2 separate regions of the Homo sapiens genome follow, and region 2 is linked to region 1. Evidence: chromatin loops called from intact Hi-C (ENCODE). Cell type or tissue: PC-3. All regions are shown on one strand.

The links. Hi-C counts contacts between places; a loop is a spot of excess contacts. Peaks named below come from ENCODE experiments on the same cell type or tissue, not always from the same donor. Only the 100,000 strongest peaks of a DNase experiment are listed, where the experiment ranks them.
Region 2: it touches region 1 in a loop (8-fold over the local background); 2 of 110 quality-filtered maps call a loop at or near these places.

The regions. Positions count from the first base shown.
Region 1 is chr17:57,661,260-57,663,759 of GRCh38, forward strand. All of the region lies in intron 11 of MSI2 (musashi RNA binding protein 2), which reads left to right. Among named protein-coding and RNA genes, the nearest start is that of MSI2-AS1, 54 kb to the left of the region's middle. RefSeq lists a silencer at 1,703-1,995. In PC-3, a CTCF peak has its summit at 1,509; a DNase peak (open chromatin) is centred at 1,802; H3K4me3 peaks cover 953 bases; H3K27ac peaks cover 1,631 bases.
Region 2 is chr17:57,371,218-57,373,717 of GRCh38, forward strand. The region is part of intron 5 of MSI2 (musashi RNA binding protein 2); the gene reads left to right. Among named protein-coding and RNA genes, the nearest start is that of MSI2, 120 kb to the left of the region's middle. In PC-3, no CTCF peak of the experiment used is centred here; a DNase peak (open chromatin) is centred at 1,114; H3K4me3 peaks cover 817 bases; H3K27ac peaks cover 1,393 bases.

The DNA.
Region 1 (2,500 bases):
GCCTTTAATAAGGATAGATTCCTACAAGGTCAGAGAGTACCCAGAAGGCAGGAAGCTTAGTGGAGGAGGCAAGACATGACACAGGGCCTGGAGAATTTGGAGTGGGAAGCTGTCTGCTAGGCAGGGAATATGGGCTTGAAGAGATAGAGACAGTCAAGGTTCTGGGAGATCTTGAAAGCCATGTTGATATAGTCACAGGAGAGGGAGGTTCGTATTCTTCATGCAAGTGGCGCTCAGTAAGGACAGAACCATCTAAAGAAGATAAGCCTGGCTGTAGCTCCACAAAGAACAGCCTGACCCCTAATCCTGGGGTCTGGGGCTGGGGCTGGGCTCGTGACCTGGAGCAAGGGGTGTGGAGTGAGAGGCATTGAGAAAGCAGACACAGGAGGGCATTCCATGGCAAATCTCTGCCTTAGTTCCCTTAACTTTCCTTTGCTTCTGCCAACAAGTTGTTATTTATTCCCTGCTTGGGGCTATTGTTTCCCATTCCTTTGCCCTTGAGGTGGCCACTGTCCCCTTTCTTTCTGCCACTCCATTTCCCTCTGTCCTTGTCTTTGCCCTCTCTGTCAAAATTTGGCTCAAAGTGCCAGAAAGCCATACCTGATTCACCCTACCTGGGGCACCCCCTCCTTTGCCCATGTCCTCAGTCCTCTTCCTCATGGGTGAGCTCTCCTGAATGAAAGGTGAGATTATGGGTCCTTGGAAGATATTTTGCATGTGTCTGCGGGTGGCACCTGCTTTCCCCAACAATACAAACCATCAGGCCTCCCGGCGGCAAAGTCAGCCTAGTCCTCATTCTTCATATGGATAAGTAATTACTATGCAATTAGAAAACACAGAAAATGAAGGGGCCCTTTGTTCCTGGTTGCTTATTAATATTAATTTTTTTAAAAAGGTCTCCCTTCCCAGCTTGGGATCCTACAGAACAGGAAGCAGACAAATAATGCCTTTGAACAGCTGTGATGGGCTGTTGAAATTAGATCTGTCAGGGGATGAGAACACCACGATGGCAGCCACTCCGTGGTATAGGCTAAGAGGGTTCCAGGGGAAGGTATCTTGTAAGTGGTCAATAGAATGCTAGAGACACATCCTAGTCAATTTGAATACAATAATGATAATAGATGTTAATAATAATAGCTCACATGTATTATGAGTGAGCCAAGTACCATGTCAAGCCCACCTGCCTTATCCCATTAAATTCTCATAACCCTATGAAGTGAGCACTGTCATTCTCATTCCCATTTTAAAGATTTAAAAACTGTAGTTTGGAAAGGATAGTAGCTTATCTGAAGTGGCAGAGACAGGATTTGAGCCTAAGCCTGTCGTCATTCTGTCCTCTAAGCCACTGTCAGCGGACGCTCCATCGTACCAGCCCTGGGATGGCTGAGCCAGGCTCTGCAACCTTAAAACAGACACTCAAGAAAAAACCACAGCTGCTCTTAACTAAATTCTCCATTATCCTTGGGGGAGGAGATAACCCCAAATCATTTACGAGTGGCCTCAGGAGGCGGTATAAGTATTTTTTGCACCTGCTCCTGCTGTTGCAGACACTGCCTGGCTTTGGCTGACAGGTTTCTGGTCCCTGAATGCACTCAGACCAATGTCAGACAAAGGAGGCCGGGAGGAGGCGTGGTCGTGTAAGAGGAAGCCAGCCTGAAGAGAATTATTGGAAGGGAACCTTTAGCTGAAACAAGGCTGAGGGAAGTTAGCCAATGCCCAGAAGAAACTAGGCGATGGAGCACGGGCGGGCTTCTCTGGGAAGACAGACGTCCTCTGTAGGGATGAGTCAACATTTTTTCCTGTGGGCTGCGAGGACCGCTTCTGGAAGGTCGCTGGGAAGCCCCGCCCGGCCTTAGGGCTGGGAGGGGATTGGCTGCCCAGTTGCTGGGGCTTTGCTCTGAGCCAGTGGCGGGGTGGAGGGGCGGGGCCAAGGCGGGAGCAGCGGGCTTCTTGGCCAATCATCCTGCAGGGAGGCTGGGCACCCGGTACCATGGCAACCGCGAGCAGGGCCTCATTTGTTTTGTAGATGAGTAATTACTACACAATTAGAGAAAGCTAAAAATAAAGGGGCCCTTTGTTCCTGGTTACTTATTAATATTAATAAAATGGTCTGCCCAGGTCTGTGGTAAACATTTGATGCCTGCGTGCCTGTGGCAGAGGCTTGTGTAGCCGGGAAAGGCACCCCAGCCCCGCTCGCCCCTCTTTCGGGAAGTTATTTCTGACTATATCCTGGAGAGGGTGGGCTTCTGACCTTGGGGAGAAGAGGAGAGGCTCAGTGTGACAGACATAGGATCCAGGATGTCCTGGAGTCCGGGTCCGTCACTGACTCAGGTGGAAAGGTGGCGGCAGCGTCACCATCCTTCAGAGAAAAGACAGACACACAGCAGCAAAGCAGACACTATGGACCGGTGTCAGAGGAAACCCCTAGTCCAGTTTTGCTGTGTCCTTCTGTGTTTTCTGGCTTTTGATTGATCAGCTCCAGGTGTGTAAAATAGTCGTT
Region 2 (2,500 bases), 290 kb before region 1:
TTGTAATGTTTATTCCATTCAGCCAGTTGATGGGGTAAAATTACGAGATTGGTCTGTGATAAAAATGTTTTTAACTCCAACTTAGACGTTTACAGAAAGGAGAGACTTGGGCAGTTTGTTTATTTAGAACATTGATTACTGCTTCTGCCATGTTCCTCCAATCACAAACACTTGGGAAAATTTTGGAAAACTGCAAGAACTAAGTAAAAATCCCCCCAACGCCACTATTTACCATTCAGAGATAACTGCTATGAACATTTCGGTACATTTTTTTCTGTCCTTTTTCATGGCAAAAAAAAAAAAGGGCAAAAAATTATATAGAGACACAGGTATACACACACACACACACACACAAATCATTGGCTAACCTGCCTTTATAACTTTATCATATTTTCCTCATTCACTGTTTTTATGTTGTGGTTTTTATTGTCTATGTGGTGTTGTGACTTACAATTATACTTTATTTGACCAAAGCCTGTTATTGAATAGTTAGCTGGTTAGTGATTTATTATTATTATTATAAGTAACATTGTGGAATATCCTTGTACATAACCCCTTAGCAACATCTCTGATCACTTCCTTAATATGTTTACCTAGAAGTGGAATTTTGGGGTTAAAGGCTATGGATATTTTGAAGGAGATTTTACATATAAATATATATGAAAAATATATAAAGGAGCTTATATATATGAGATATATAATCTCCTTTACAATATCAAAAAATTTGTAATATATATACTTATATATAATCTCTTAAAATTTTTTTTATCTTACATTGGCCCTCCCGATAAGGAGAATGGTACTATTTTCTAACCTCACCAAAAGTTTGAGAGATTAACTTAATTTAAAAAAAATTACTGTTTTTGTAAAAATGATGTGTTTATGGTAAACATTTTTATATGTGCTGAAGGGGAAGGCTTAATTTAAAAAGATTGGGGTTTCTTGGATCAACTTGAATTGCTTATTTTAAACAGCCCTCTTCAGTGTAGTTTGGCAAAGCTCTCTCTTTCGGGTTTATTTGTTTACTTACCTACTTATCTTCAACACACTGACCTACCCACCTGTGTATCTTATTTGGTTAACATTTATCCAAGTTTGAAGATGGAAATAGTTTTCCTCTGAATCAGAACTTTCAGTGTAACTGTTCCAAGAAACCGCCACCACAGATGTGGGAAGAGGGAAGAGAATGAGGAAGATTCCTGCTGTCTTTTTACCGCTTGGGTTTACAAATGTGGCAAATTTGGAAAATGTCAAAAAGTAGGAAAAATAAAATGAAACCTGAGATCTCACCACACAGAAATAATTATAGTCAACATATTGATATGTTTTCTCTTTTTGGAGGAAAAAAGTTACAGATGAACAGAAATTTGAAAACAAGCTGTGCCTATTTTCTGTTTCTTTTATTACACATTTTATTATCAATGAATACTTTCTGCTGTAAAAAATATAAATGATACAGAAACCAATAGTAGTGTTCCCCTTTCTAGAAGAAACTATAAAAGGGTGTACTGTTCATCGCCCCTATTCACGCTTTAAAGGAGATGTCCAGCTCCAGTTGAAAATGAAGTTTTCTTACCTGGCAATCTGGTGTTTCTGAATGTGATTTGAAATCCGCCACCCCAATGAGAATGAGGACAGTTTTGTTTTTTTTTCCTGCCAAGAGGGATCGATCGTATTGATTAATTGACTGCAAAAATAAATTCAGAATTATGAAAATAAAGGGCATCTGGATTTAGAATTACCAAATATGGCTGGGCACAGGGGCTCACGACTGTAATCCCGACACTTTATGAAGCCAAGGCAGGTGGATCACCTTAGGTCAGGAGTTCAAGACCAGCCTGGCCAACATAGTGGTAGAGACATATCTGTCTCTGCCAAAAAATACAAAAATTAGCTGGGCGTGGTGGTGTGTGTCTGTAGTCCCAGCCACTTGGGAGGCTGAGGCACGCTTGAACCCAGGAGACGGAGGTTGCAGTGAGCTGAGATTGCGCCACTGCACTCCAGCCTGTCAAAAAAAAAAAATCACCAAATATTAGGTGTGTTAAGATCCTGGGAGATCAAATTTCACCCTCTCATTTTACAGATAAGAAAACTGAGGCCCAACAAACATTAGTAATTGCCTCACCCCAGGTCAATCAGCCAGTTAGGAACAAAACAGATTTCAGGTTCTAGTTTGTGTCCTTTTTTCTTTTTAAATGAAGATATTGATCTATTTTTTAAAAACAAGAACAAAGGCCGTGTGTTAGTCTAGTTTCAGTTGCAGAGAGCTGAATCCACTCCCATCTGGTTTAAGCAGAAAGGAATTTGTTTGAGGGCATTAAAATGCTTCCAGAAATCATCAGGAGATACACGGAAACCTCTAGGTTGTGCTTTTGGGAACAGCCCTCAGAGCTATGCAGCAGATCTGGGTCTTCAAATACCTACTGTCTCTTCTGTCATCTGGAAGTCCCCACCAAATTGGGAAGATGGTGCTACAGCTGCCAGGTTCAGAACCACAGCC